Regions from separate parts of the Homo sapiens genome. Here all the other regions are linked to region 3. The links are chromatin contacts, found by Hi-C or POLR2A ChIA-PET in ENCODE. All regions are on one chromosome and are shown on one strand. The core of a region is the stretch at or near the end of the contact, and the rest is flanking DNA. Distances in the headings are between cores, read along the strand shown. Region 1 overlaps TM9SF2 (transmembrane 9 superfamily member 2). Region 2 overlaps CLYBL (citramalyl-CoA lyase). Region 3 holds the start of LOC124903201 (a long non-coding RNA gene).

Region 1 (5,016 bases), core at 369-2,868, 850 kb after region 3:
TGGTCTTAAGGACCTGTTCATCTCCAGCCCAGTGCCTCCCTGACAAAGGCTTGGTCTAGGAAGAGCTGAAGGGAGAAACCAAGAGTCAGTCTTTGGGTGCAACTAAACCTGCCCCAAGTCACTTAGATTTTGAGAACCTAAAGGATGCTCAGAAATAATCTGGCTTACCTACCCACTTAGAAAAACTGTGGTGTTTTTTGTTTTTTTTTTTGAGATGGAGTCTTGCACTGTCACCCAGGCTGGAGTGCAGTGGCGCAATCTCAGTTCACTACAACCTCCGCCTCCCAGGTTCAAGCTACTGCCTCAGCCCCACAAGTAGCTGGGATTACAGGCACCTGCCACCATGCCCAGTTTTTGTATTTTTAGTAGAAAGACGGGGTTTCACTATATTGGCCAGTCTGGTCTCAAACTCCTGACCTTGTCATCCACCCGCCTTGGCCTCCCAAAGTGCTAGGATTACAGGCATGAGCCACCATGCCCGGCCAGAAAAACTGGTTTTTAAGCAATTACTGTATTTAGAAAGTATTTTCTACTTGAAAATTTTCAGTTAACACTTACATAGAGTCACAAAGGTCATAATTAAAATCTGTGTCCCGGATCCTAGAAAGACTGATAGCAGCATCCCTTTTCTTGGAGGACGGAATATATCACCATGAACAAGTTTCCAGCCAAATTCTTCCTGGGCATCTTCCTAAAAGGGGAATGAAATCAGTTCGATTGTCTCATGGTATCAACAAGACAACTATAGACAGTTTGTTCACTGTTGAATATGCTGTTACAGAAAACAGGTTTTTTTTAAACTTAAAAATGTTAGTACCTATTTCAATTTTGAAGAATACAGCTTGACTCATGGAGCTTAATATGGCTTTGCTGAACTGTCTTATATGTCAGTTTCTTAAATTTATGACATTAAGGTCTACAAATATACTTATTGAGAAACTTTACAAAGACAATGTGATTGCTACCTAATTCTACTCTAAGTCAAGCTTTGTGATCTGACTTGATGACGATTTTTAGTCACATTCTATCCTCTTCATCCTACTCTTAATGATCTCCACAATAAGCAAATGGCATTAGCTCTCATATTCTAGCTACTTTGCTAATACAGTAAGCATGGATGTAAACATTCATTGAGCACCAACTATAAGCTCGGCTCTGTTTAAAACACCAGATACCACAGTGAGTGTAACAGAAAAATTCCTACTCTCAGGAGTACATGATCTCATTGGGAAGGCAGACAATAAACAAAATAAGTCAGGAAAGTATACTGTACATTAGATGGTAATAAGCGCTGTACAGAAAAACAGGATGTATGGGTGTGTGCAGGACAGGATGTAACATATGTGATGGCTGGGAGGGGTTCAATGGGAAGATCACATTTTGTAAAGATCGGAGGGAGGTAAGGGAACTAGCCATGTAAATGAGGGGCAGACCTTCTTAGCAGATAAAACAGTGAGCTTCGTGAAGGCTCTGAGGTGGAAACCTATGTCTGCCTGGTCTGAGGAACAGCAAGGTAGCCGGCACAGGTGCAGCAGAGTGCTGAGGTAACGTGGGGCCTTAGAAGCCACTGTAAAGCCTCTGACTCTTGCTCTGACTGAACAGAAGTCCCTGGAGGGCCGTGCTCAAGAGTGAAATGATCTGACTTCTGTTTGAGCAGTTTCACTCTGACTGCTGTGCTAAGAGATGGGAAGTAGGACAGGGTTGTGGAAGCAGAGTCACCACTGGCCTGGTTCCACATGGCAACGCTGTGCAAATTAAGATAAAACTCCATTAACAGCAATTATGTGGAACAGCCAATTATAAACAGAGTATTTTAAAATCATTTTAATATTTAATAAGACATAAAATCAATAAAAATCATAGGAAAGAGACTATAGAGTACAAACGTTAAAAGCTTATGAATATTCATATATATTTTCCCCAATCAGAACAGGTCAGAGAGGTTGGGGGACAGGAGGCTGAAGAAGCTGGGGGAAGAGAATACAATAAAAACCTGAGTTTTTTGCATTCATTCCAAATTACTGTGATTCTTGTGAAAATTCTTTTATTATGCTGCCATGAAATGAAGAGTAGAAAATGTGTAACACTGTGCAACTTAAAAAGTTTGAGACTAAAGAGGCTGGAACATGCAATTATTTTAAATATATCAAAAGGTTGAAATGATACAAATTTGTTAAGATTAATTTTAAAAAATTAACCACACAAATAAAAATTGCTTAGGAGTTATTCCATTCAACTTTGTGGTTTCACAAACAGGTATGTGTCAGGGATGGAGAAACCTTACAGAGTTGTAACTGTGCACCTACACCCCACGCTGCACCAGTCCATTCCCACACAGGAGGCTGTGAACAGGTCAGCTCCCAAGGCTGTGCTGACTCCATTTCTATTTTTTTTTTTTTTTTTTGAGACAGAGTCTTGCTCTGTTGCCAGGCTGGAGTGCAGTGGCACGATCTTGGCTCACTGCAGCCTCCGCCTCCTGGGTTCAAGCAATTCTCCTGCCTCAGCCTCCCGAGGTAGCTGGGGCTACAGGTCCCCACCACCACACCCAGCTAATTTTTGTGTTTTTAGGAGAGATGGGGTTTCACCATGTTGGTCAGGCTGGTCTTGAACTCCTGACCTCAGGTGATCCGCCCACCCCGGCCTCCCAAAGTGCTGGGATTACAGGTGTGAGCCACCGCGCCCAGCCAAGAATATTAATTCTTAAGTATCACTTTCTTATTTGAAAATGTGAATTCAAGATAACTTTTGAGAAGAATTTTTTTGTTTTTGTTTTTGTTTTTTGAAGAATGTTTTAAAAGCAGATTCTAAAGCTATTATTTTACCTTTTTGCAAAATAACAATAAACAGTGTCCTTGGCAGACTAAAGACTAAAATGTTTCCACTTACCGTAGAGTCCATCTGATTATATCTAGCAATATCTTTGTGCAGTGTCCGTAACATAATCATAGCTACCATTCCAGATAAGAAGAGAACAATGACCAGGGAATTCATAATGCTGTAGAAATAAGCACATCATGAGTAATCTGTAGCTTAATCCTAGGAACAGTAAAACTCTTTTAAAAACTGTTTATTGAGTAACATTAAAACAGTCTTGATCAAAATCAAAATGAAAGCTATCTGAAATCCAACAAATTCAATGAACTGTGTTCTTTCATGTTTCCCTCCAGTAGATAAATAACATTATATACTTATCATAATACAGTTTCATAGTCTGTTTAGAACTAGAATTTTTTGGTACATGGTCAATATTATGAAATAACTACTGTGCCCAAATCACTGCCACAACAAAGGACTGGCTTGTGCCCTCAAGAAATTTACTGAAGAACAACTTTACTCAGTAAATTAGTGAGTGTCAAAAAGATCAGACAGCAATAGGAAAAGGAGAGTTATGGCAACATGAACAACTCTAGATAAAAGTTTTGAATCATGTTTGAAGGGGATAATAATAAAGTCATAGCAACAACAGCGGCTTCTGTTTCTGAACACTCTTATGTGCCAGACAATGTCCTCAAATATTCTGTCCCATGATGTCCTTTAATCCTCACAACAATCCCATAAGGTGGGTATTTCTAGATAAAGAAACAGACGCTGAGAAATTAAGGGACCTGCTGTGACTCACAATCAGTGGCTGAAAGCCAGGATTTGAACCCAAGGCCAGACTTTTGAATAAAGTAGAGAGGATTTGAGAGTAAATGAGATGTTCAAAGGGACAGAGGGTAGAAAAGTAGAAAGCAAAAGCAGGCTAACTCTGTACTCTTACCTAAACCACTGAATGTGGGTATGAGGCATAGACTCCAGAATATAGTCCCATCTAGACGCCCATCTGATCTTATCATCTTCCTAGAGGAGATTAAAAAATCTCTTTAAGTAAACATCTGCTGACAGCACATTAAGAACAAAAAAAAATCCCATTCAAAGCTTGTCCTTCCATTGAGTCAACAACTGCAATTTCTAAATTATCTAACTTTGGTTAGTCCTGAGATTTGGAGAGTTTCAGATTTACTAAAGTCTAGGGGAAATCAGAGTAAGATTATGCAACCAAAAAAAAAAAAAAAAAAGAATTCCTAGTAATACCTACTAAAAGTATTGCTTTAAATTATAACTAGATGTTTAGATGTCAACATTTAGACCTATATGTAGGTTTTTTTTTTTTTTTTAAGAAAATAATGGAATGGAATGGAATAATTATTCTTTTCTTTATGCCGGGGGCAGCTAACCAGACCAGTCATTCCAGGCACACTGAGCTCTTAATATCTAGAAATATATACTATTTACTGCACCAGGTTTGCAAAATGAAACATTATACGGGGATATTAAACATCACAACTATATTGGATTGCCAAAAGTTTTAAAAAATAGAGTTGGAACACTGCCTAAGATTCTTGCATTTTAATGATAAACTTGCATTTTAAGAAACTTCGCTAATAAAAATACTCCCTTCAATTTTCTAAGACAATCTCCCAATCGGAAACTCTTCATTTAAAGTTCATAATTAAATCTTGATTTTAAAAATGGTGAAAAAATAAAGGTAGAATACTAAGATTCTCATAACAATGAATTTGCATTTTAAGAAACTTCGTTAATGAAAACACTCCCTTCAATTTTCTAAGACAATCTACCAATTGGAAGCTCTCCATTTAAAGTTCACACTTAAATCCTTTAAAGTACGGTGTTGATTTCCCAAATGGTTTCTGAATATATCTCTGGCATTTCCATCCCGTCCTCTAGGCCTGTTTTCTACTTTTGTCTTATATGTATCTCTTATGCTTAACACTAAATCAGGCTCAAGTCTTCAACTTCCTCTATATTCTCATTTAAACTAAGACTCAGTTACAAGAGTGATTATGTTGCTTGGTACACCGACAAACTATCCTAAAAATCAGCTCATTAATAGCTTCTTTATTTGACAAGCATAATCAGTAACATTTTAATTAGTTTAAGTAGTACAAATTTAAAATCAATTTCAGAGTTATACTAAAGATAACAACAGACTCACCTCGAAGCTAACAGAGTAAG
Region 2 (4,788 bases), core at 1,171-3,670, 740 kb after region 3:
CCATGAAAGCATCAATCACCACACGTTTTTAAAAGTGGAAACCGAGGCAGTTACCCTGAAGGATGACCGACAGAGGAATAATATTTGGCTACCACTGTTCAATTGCCTTTCCCAAACACAATGCTTTGCTTGTTTCTCCGGCTTCCTGCAATCTTTCATGTTTTAGATACACACATTTCAATCCAAGTATTTCAGTTGCCATAACAACTTCATAAATTTGTTCTCAGATGTCCTTTTTAATCACATCATTTAAAACAAGCTGGATGTGTCGCTGGAGTGCCTCAATTTATTCCATTCGCACCTAGCTCCTAAGGAGTCTGGTATTTGTTTCTTTTTCTCTAAGAAGCTCAAACACCTGAAAATAACATCGCTATCTCCTCTCTGTCTCCACAGGCAAGGGAAGTTTTTTTAAAAATGCGTGTGTGGCCTTATTATTAAGTTTTTTAAATCCAGGTGATATTATGCCCAGAAATCGCCCCCTGGTTCACAGAAGAGAGACTGCTAACGCCACCCAGGTCTGTACAGGAGGCCCCTGCCCAGAGAATGCTGCTTTATTTCCACATATCAATTATTTATGCCGCCAAACAGGTTTTTGATAGAATCCTAGTGGTTTTAATTGGCTTCTGGTGACTATTACTATATAATACCTTTAAAATATCATCTACCTTATGATGGGAAAATAAAACTATGCCAATATGTAAGTTTCAACGGCATGCATTAATTTTTAAACTACTCCCGGATGTTTTAGGATTTCCTGCCAATAAAGAATAGGGCATAGTATTCCTGGCATCATTAAATAAATGACTTTTGCCAACATCAACAAGCAAACAATAGAAAACAGGACTCCACCAACAAATGAAAAGGGGGTGTCAAAAAATTCAAGCCTGGCTTTTTGCATATGTAGTGAAACTGAAGGCACTTCCCCAGCAAGTATTGAAATGCACAGATAAGAACACAAAAGGCCTTGAAGTGGTTTGAAGGGTCGCAATTTGCTATTAAACACAGCAGATGGAAACCTGTGAAAGCCCACTTAACGGAACTTTTGAATGCTCCTGTGTGAAATCAAGAGTCATGCACAAGTTAGGGCAATCACTGATTCTACAGTTTTTTAAATTGCACTCTCAGTTTGTTAGAGGAGAAATACACACACACACGCATATATATACATATATATATATACACACACACACACATAGCTTAGAGGATGATTTAGAAGAGGAATACTAATCCCCTCTCTGTCAGAAATTAAAATGCAAGGGTGAATAGCATGCAACTAAGTACCAGCAAAGAGTAAATATTGGTTATGTTTAGGAAAGAGCATAAAAACAGATGTGATATAAAGTTAGACCTTTCACTTCAAAAAATACTAAGCAACTAGTTCTTTGCCCCTGGGGGAAAAATCTCTTTTAATTATGTAAAAAGTGAAGAGACGGTAGTAGGATTCTTTACCTTTGAATACTAAATTAGGAAACAGCAGCATCAAAGGCAGGCTTGATCTGTTTTGCCTGAAAAATTAATAGGCTTTACAAGTCCTTTGCAATGGAGTCTAGGATTGCATAAAAAAAGAGGCTCTGGTGACACCAACAGTCCCAGGAACAAAATGCAGCTGTGGAGGCGGGTTGGGGGTTGGGAGAGGGTTTTTGTTGTTTGGTTTTGGGGGATTTTTTTTACTTTTCTTTAATCAAAATGGATAAACCCGGCTGCCGAAACTCCGCAGAGAACCTGCTCTGCCCGAGGCTTCCTCCCCACCCCACCTCCTTGTTCCTGTCCACACCCCGCCCCGCTGCCTGTGGCCGAGGCCTGTCGCCGGGCTGGAGGGCCTAGCTACCCCAACTCCGCGGTTTCAAAGCGCAGAGAGTTGAAAGGAGGGGAGGCCGGCGTGGGGGAGAGGGACACAGGAGGAAAGGCCTCAGTCAGAGTCCCCGGCAGCCTCGGGGTTTCGCGATGGTTCCCTCCTGGTCCCTCCTGGAAGTGGGAGGCGGACCCTGCGCTTTGCAGCAGAAACTTTCTGGGAGCCTGGAAGACTTGTCACCCAGTCCGCGGTCTCTCCAGCAGTGGGAGGAGCGCTGAAGGTGGTGATTACTATCGACAAACCTAAAATTCTTTCTCTTGAGAGCTCCCACACTATTCACCCCGAGTGGGCCTGCGGATGAAGCTGCTGGTGCCAAAAAGGGTAGGAGGGGGCGCCATGGCAGTCCCCTGCCGGCGGCCCCTTATGAAACCGGGCCGGTTGCTCTGCAGAGCGCACGCAGGCGGCCTTCTGCTCGCACATCGAACTGGCATCCTCGTCTTTTGTCCATGACGTCCCTGTGCCCCACTGCTGCAGCCGAGAGGGACCGCGGCACCAGCGGGCAGGGAGGGCTGGCGCGCCCCGCCAGGTCAATAGCAGGAAACTCCGAAGGCAGGGCGAGGAAGGCACGGGCTTGGGTTCTGCCCCGGACTGCGAGGAAACATGGAGACTCAGGGCGAGCAGCTCCTAAGGAAGCCGACTTGGCTTCTGTTCCTGGGAAAAGCGGATCAAGAAACTCGCTGAAGACCACTATTTACAGATGAGCCACAGCAGAGCTGCTTAATTCACTCAATAACAAACCTTAATTGCTCAAAACAAAGCAGCTAAGTCTCTTTAGAGTGCTTCAAAGGCCCTTCACATTGTAACTTGCAGTATAAAATGTATGCAATATTTCCAAAAAAGAAAAAAAATTCAGAATCAAGGATAAAGTTAGAACTTTACCTTAATCTTCTTTTAAAGAGTTTTTTTCCCCATCTCCCCCTCTAATTAGGTCAAAATTTAGATGTTATTATGATCTAACTACAATCTGTTTATTTTACTGCCTTTTTAAAAGAAAAGAGACATTTGTGCCTTAATCCTAAAAAGCCCCAAATCTGAATTTAAAAGAATAACATTATTGGACAATTATATGGAAAGTCAAGAAAGATTTTTGAAAGAACTATCAAAAGACAATATTTATATAGAATTCAAGCATTAGCGGTGAGCCTGACACAGCAAAACCATTGTATTTTCCACTAGTTTTGTTTTGCTCTATACAGCTGTGTTTTCACAGATGCAAAGCCATGTGTCTCCACCAAAAGGTTTAGCCCTCCCTTCAGATGTGAATGCGGATCAAAGGTTCAAACGCAGAAATACAAGATCCTTTTCCCTTTGGAACATGTTTTTATTTTTCTGCAGTGGCTGCAAACCAGAATTTCCATCTGTTGTCCTTCTGCAGTATACAGGTTAACCTTAACAGTGGGGCTCGGAGCACTGTTATCTCAGCTAAGAAGTGCACAGATGAAGCACGTCTGCATGTACCATCAGAGCAGCTCCCCAAGATGTCCACGCAGCTAAGACAGAATTGAACCAGGCAGGAGCAGAATCCATTTTAGTTGACATATAGAAATTAATTTTCATTTCTGTGCAACATCAGAACGGATGATGAATTTAAGATGGGGTTTTGCTTTCACACCACATGCACCTTGGTAAAGATAACATCAACCATGATTTCCTGTCTGTCCCTCCTCCTTCCTAGAGCCAGCAGTATGCAATAAGACATTTTGCATTTGAATCTCAGCTTGCTGAAAATTCTCTAACAACAGAAAATGATTTGATAAAACAACTCATTAATTTTAAGTATCTTACAATTTACCAACCCATAATTTTGAATGGAAATTTTAAAAAAATTTGTTACCTATTAATCCTTTTAATAACTCATCCTCTCAATTTCCATTTCTTTATCAAACATACCCTCAGAGTGACTGAGAGAGAAACAGGTTTCTCTATTACCTACTCTAAACATGGATTTACTGCCATGTAAACATTGGCTTAGGAGAACAGTAAAAATGCGGCAATGCAGCTAACAAGGTGGGAGGCTTTGAAGGTATTTCTGCCAGGTTTTTAAGGTCACTAAATGTTAAGAGAAAAATGAACTAGAGAGGAACATATATATATACCTATCTGTAGACGATCAAGAGAGGTTAGAGGGACAAATGGCGGGATGACAGATACAAAGCTTTGGCTAGTTCATGGGGAGATTTTACAGAAGCCCAAAGTGGAAAGTGCCGTGGACCCGACTGAACACCAATGTGTGAGTGCCATCTAGTGGTCTGCCTAGAACTGCACCCTGGTCTACTCCCTGACAAACACGCCACCCTAAGGTCTGGGGGTTCTCCACCCCATTTCTCCACCGCATCCTGGCTCATTCTATCACTCCCAACCCTTCTATCCGATTACTGTACCTTTTCTGCTCTAATTACAAATAAACTAAAAAGCCAAAAAGCCTCAGAAAACAAAGCAGGAAGAGTGATAATCTCAAAGGTGGGGGTGGGTCTGGAAAAAAGGAAAGTGGCCTCACAGGTCTCCCCGCGAGACTGTCACAGAGCTGTGCAGGAAGGCTTAAAAGGGCTGGCTCCAAGACAATAAGGAATCGTCTTGACCGCACCTGCGAACCAGACTAAATGAAAAGTGCGCCCTGCCGCCTACACATGCCCTCTCTGTCCTCAGTATGTTAACCTTTCTGGGGGGAAATAATTAACTCGATGACTGGGCAATGGTTCACTCATCAATATCTCTTCCTAGGTGCTCTGTAAAGAGTCAAGTCCAATGTGACGTAGGTGGAGCTAGTGTTCATGATGTCAGGCCATCCCTGCCATCTGACTCACGGGCACCCAGACAGGGCCACGTCATCAGCTGACACCAGGTCCCACAAGCAAGGCCCACACAGCTTCCCAGGCTTCAAATACTTGCTCTGATTGTCAGCTTCATGGCAGATCAAGCCACCAATGTGTTATTTA
Region 3 (4,679 bases), core at 187-2,686:
GGCAGAACCACTAAAAGAATATTTAAATCACATCCATAATTTTAAAAAATTATTTAATTTACACAAATGTAATAAAATATTCCTGAGCCACACCCATAATTCTTTTAAAATTAGGAACTCCACAAGATAGTCACAAGACATAAAACACACAATCAAGAATACAGAGATGGAAACCTAATTGTATATTGGCCCTTTCCGTGAAAACTTTTTCTGACCTATTGCTATTATTGCTCCAAATACATTTTTTAAACTTTTTAAAGCCTTTGTTGATTATTTTTAATCTCTTCAATGGTGGTATATCCCTTGCCACTGAGTTTCAGAAATTGCCACAGTTACGCAGTGCTGAGTCTGGTGAATAAGATGGAAAAGATCAGTTATGGCTAAGAAACAAGACAGAAATATAAGCCTACAGATTCTACAGACTCTTGGATGGAATATGGAAACAAGACACCAAAATAATTTGTGGGCTATATTACTATGTGTTTTCAGTGTGATCTGTGGCTTTGGGATAATTTTAAGCTTGAACAGTCTAAATTAATTTTGTCTTTCCTTAAAGGCAAAGAATAATTAGAAGTCTGAAATTTGCTTTTAGGATTTTTATACAAATCAGGATGTTAGAGCAAAGAAAGTTTTAGATATGCAAACCTGTGCCCATGAGTGTACAGCCCCAAACCCCCTCAAGCATTTCATCCTAAACACAATGCATGAACGGGATTCTGGGAGAGATCACAACCCCCTGAAATGTAATTAGAATCACGGACACAGAAGATAAAAGCTGCCTTGATGATGGAGCACGTCAGACCCTGGACACACAAACTGGAAAGACAAGAAAGCAGTTTTTTCAGAGTAAATTGAAGTAGCTATTCTAATGAAATGTGAAGGTTTAGGGATAATTTAAAAAATATTAGTAGTAGGACATATTTTTTAAAAAACATAATTTTACTATGAAGGATATATTTCATTCTTTCAACATATTTATTGAGAAGCAGACCTGACCTGTGCACTGTAGGCAAAGTGAATCAAAATGCAATTACTATTTGGGTCATGGTAACCCTTGTTAGTTGATTCACTTTGTTTTTGTGGTTAATATAAGCTTCTGAAACAAACAACTACCCTGTTACCAGATTCAGTTACTGGTTTCTATCTTATATTTTGGGTTTAGGGAATTACTCAAGTTTACGCCTATTTTCAGTTCATGCCTCTCATAAGCAAAATCTGCAAACACACAGCTGCTGTGATAGTCTGACAGAGATCCATTCCACAGACCTCTGACTGCCACCAAGAACCAGCGCTGATGCAAAAGGAACCTCGCTGAAGAAAGCTGTGTTTTCTTAATAATAACAGTTGTATAAACATAAGGTCTTCTCAGTTAAAGGGAAACCAACATCAAAAAGCAGTACAACATAGAACCCTAAACCCCTCTTTCTTTGAAGAAACCCGTTTGAAGCGAGGTGTTTCTAGTTATGGATGAATGAAATGAGAATTCAGTTGCAACAAACGGACATCCAGTTCTACGAAGGACTAATTAAATCCATCTGAGAAGCTGCATCTCAAACCGCCTCACACATTTCAAAGGAAAGCACTCCTCTGCCTTTTGCTAAGACATCAAAACACTCAGTCACAGCTGACGCATACAGAGGCTCTACAACAATGTTATTTTTATGGACTACAAAGCTCCACAAAAGTAATGTTAAGAGTTTGCACTATTTCATGACTAAAAATTCAGAGTTAAGGCAGAACATTTCTATGTATCACTATCTGAAATTTCTTTCCAGCCTCCAACTAGTTTTGTAGATCTTCTACCTGATCTCAAAACAAAAACAAAACAGATGCATCAGTCTTTAATGTGTTTCATATACTTGCTAAGTAGAAGTGGTTAAAAAATTAATCAAAGAATTAGTCCTAGTTGCACCATTAACTTTTTTTCCTTATAAACAAAACCAGGATTTTGATGTTCAATTAAGACTCTTGAGTAGGCAGGGTCCGGTAACTCATGCCTGTAATCCCAACACTTTGGGAGCCCGAGGTGTACAGATCATGAGATCAAGAGTTCAAGACCAGCCTGACCAACATGGTGAAACCGCATCTCTTCTAAAAATACAAAAATTAGCCAGGCACGGTGGCGGGCGCCTGTAAACCCAGCTACTAGGGAGGCTGAGGCAGGAGAATCGCTTGAACCCGGGAGGCAGAGGTTGCAGTGGGCTGAGATCACGCCATTGCAATCCAGCCTGGGTGACAGAGCGTGACTCCATCTCAAAAAAAAAAAAAAAAAAAGACTCTTCAGTAGTTAATAAAAGCCAGCAGAAGCAGCTGCTGAAAACTTTAAAAACTTGGTTTGACAAAAATACTCCATTTAACAGCCATTTTTTGGCCTTTAAAGTGGTAAAAGAAAGTTATATTCAGAATTTGGGATATTATCCCAACAGGATAATGTGGTGTTAGTGTCTATCCTCCCAGGATTTTCTGCCTGTCATTGGTTATGGTGAGCTCATATAATCATATTGAGCAATCGTGTTTTTTTCTTAAAGAACGCTATTAAATGTGACACAACCCATAAGCAGGAGAAATTCAATTCTTCAACATTTTCTTTTCAACATACATAGAGAGACATACAACTAACACCATCCAGATGGTTGCTAACATTCAGAGTTTCTTCCCATGGCAGAAGACCTTAGTAAAAAGAGAAGCAGGAGCCGTCAGGAGGCCCCAGGCTTCTGGCTTCTCTCTTTACTTACCAAGTAACCTTGGGTGAGTCACTTGACCTTCCCTGGGTGAGTCACTTCCCTGGGTGAGTCACTCAACCTTCTCATCCCCTCTTGCTGTTAAGTGAGGAGTTGCCCTAGGACAGCCAAATTCCTGTAAGTTTTGAAAGTCTGTGACTTTTTTCTCCAAATGTGAATTCATTAAAACGCTACATGGATTCTGTTTGGAATCCCACTTATCAGTTATTCACACAATGGAAACATGGTAACTTACCACCTCTCTGCTACCTCCTCTGCCCCAAGGAAATTTCAGGCATTCCATGACAGTTTGGTAAATTAACTCCAATTCAAAAGTTTTCAGGTCACAGGAAATTTTATAGAAGAGATTAAATTTCTGGAAATTAACACACTGCTACATTACTGACAGAGAAAAAACTGTGAAGAATAAGGCAGATTTTGTTGACCCTTCAATTTTAAAAAGAGTAAAAAATGCCTATGCTTTGATATTTGAAATCACATTTCCTAGGTGCTAAATTTATAAATAAAATCATTGTTTTCTTTAATCACAACAAATTAAACTAGCAAACACATTGACTGAATTTTGATATCCCATTATGTAACTAGTTTGTTAAGGTGTATGAAAGGCAATTGTCAACGCATATCTGCCTGTATTTTTTGGAGACAACATTCTAATTTATTAAAGAGTTTCCATGACCACTAGGGAAGCAGTTTTTGGAACTCCTTCCTTCCCGCTTCACTGTTCTCTCTCTTCCTTCCTTCCTTCCTTCCCCAACTCCTCTACCCTGCCCCCAATGAATATTTCCTGAGAAGTACAAGAAGTGTGACAGTGAACAAGACTAGGTCCTTGCCTTTACAAAGCTCCTATTTTAGTGTGAAGAGGCTGAAATTAAACAAGTGGACAAAGAAATAAACACGAGAACTCAAGTGCATGATAAGCACAATGATGGAAATGAACACCATCTTAAGTGACTAAGGGGTCACTTAAGAGACCAAAAGCTAATTCTGCTTCCAAATATAAAAACACAGAAGACAAAACAAACAGTAACAATAACCCAAAAAACCTCTCATTCAAATTCATGACTAAAAGAATTTGATTAGATATCAAATATGAGCTTACTGAAAATATGATGTTAATGTATTTATTTATGAAAGTGATCTAAATATGTATTCTATTAATTCTCACAAGACACCAATTTGAACACAATTTAGACTTTTGAAAAACGTGTTGATCAATAGTATTCCCTAGAACATACTTTATAAACTGCTCCTATAAAAGCTGGCTAGATAATGAATAATGTCACAATAAAATCGAAACCCATAGTTTAAAGGCCCTTCAGGATCTGCCTATCTCCACCTCCCTCACTGGCACCTCTCCGCCTAGCCTCCCTGTGTCCTGGCCTCCTGGACATGCAGAGCTGCCTTGCACTATCTGACCACATGGATTGATACCCCATCAACTCCTGCTCCACGACTTCAAATGGAAGCTTGGTTAGCCTAGCCCTTCTGTTGTGTTTAAGTCAATTCTTGCTCCCAGCCTCAACAACATTCCACGTACTTCCAATTTCTAATGCCATAATCAACTCCTCCCAGTCTCACCTCACCTCTTCCCCCACAGCAGCCATCACAGGTGAATAAGTCACCAACTCTCCCTTCATCTCCACCCGCTCCTTTGTCCTTTCATATAAAAATGGAACAGAGGCTGGGTGTGGTGGTTCATAAGGTCAAGAAATCAAGACTATCCTGGCCAACATGGTGAAACTCCGTCTCTACTAAAAATACAAAAATTAGCTGGGCGTGGTGGCGTGCGCCTGTAGTCCCAGCTACTTGGGAGGCTGAGGCAGGAGATTCACTTGAACTCGGGAGGTGGAGGTTGCAGTGAGCCAAGATCGTGCCACTGCACTCCAGCCTGGGTGACAGAGCAAGACTCCATTTCAAAAAAAAAAAAGCACAGAGGCC

What was found. Hi-C counts contacts between places; a loop is a spot of excess contacts on that map. ChIA-PET counts read pairs that join two places held with the same protein, here RNA polymerase II (POLR2A). Pooled maps may share reads with other maps.
Region 1: a map with no recorded cell type shows a loop between it and region 3 (10-fold over the local background). The contact joins two enhancer-like sites. A Hi-C loop is called at or near these places in 2 of 37 single-sample maps with no recorded cell type and 7 of 50 pooled maps.
Region 2: a map of HCT116 shows a loop between it and region 3 (5-fold over the local background). The contact joins two enhancer-like sites. A Hi-C loop is called at or near these places in 1 of 168 maps with a recorded cell type or tissue (HCT116), 1 of 37 single-sample maps with no recorded cell type and 12 of 50 pooled maps. POLR2A ChIA-PET finds 5 or more read pairs at or near these places in 1 of 52 experiments (activated naive CD4-positive, alpha-beta T cell).

What each region holds. Positions count from the first base shown.
Region 1 is chr13:99,539,538-99,544,553 of GRCh38, reverse strand. TM9SF2 (transmembrane 9 superfamily member 2) reads right to left here. Exons shown (of 17, transcript NM_004800.3): 7 at 4,997-5,016; 8 at 3,761-3,840; 9 at 2,887-2,995; 10 at 559-691. Among named protein-coding and RNA genes, the nearest start is that of LINC01039, 35 kb to the left of the region's middle. RefSeq lists an enhancer at 1,244-1,303 and a silencer at 1,654-1,723. Within about 2 kb of position 1,618, at least 7 of the 41 ENCODE cell types and tissues checked have a DNase peak (open chromatin) inside an H3K27ac peak, as active enhancers do.
Region 2 is chr13:99,655,608-99,660,395 of GRCh38, reverse strand. The region is part of intron 1 of CLYBL (citramalyl-CoA lyase); the gene reads right to left. Among named protein-coding and RNA genes, the nearest start is that of MIR4306, 15 kb to the right of the region's middle. RefSeq lists enhancers at 638-1,153, 2,034-2,083, 2,094-2,183, 4,084-4,788. Within about 2 kb of position 2,420, at least 29 of the 41 ENCODE cell types and tissues checked have a DNase peak (open chromatin) inside an H3K27ac peak, as active enhancers do; they include HCT116, where a contact is called at or near this core.
Region 3 is chr13:100,391,013-100,395,691 of GRCh38, reverse strand. All of the region lies in intron 19 of PCCA (propionyl-CoA carboxylase subunit alpha), which reads right to left. LOC124903201 (a long non-coding RNA gene) reads right to left here and starts at 4,489. Exons shown (of 2, transcript XR_007063854.1): 1 at 2,977-4,489; 2 at 1-2,839. RefSeq lists enhancers at 2,623-2,917, 2,186-3,385. Within about 2 kb of position 1,436, at least 6 of the 41 ENCODE cell types and tissues checked have a DNase peak (open chromatin) inside an H3K27ac peak, as active enhancers do; they include HCT116, where a contact is called at or near this core.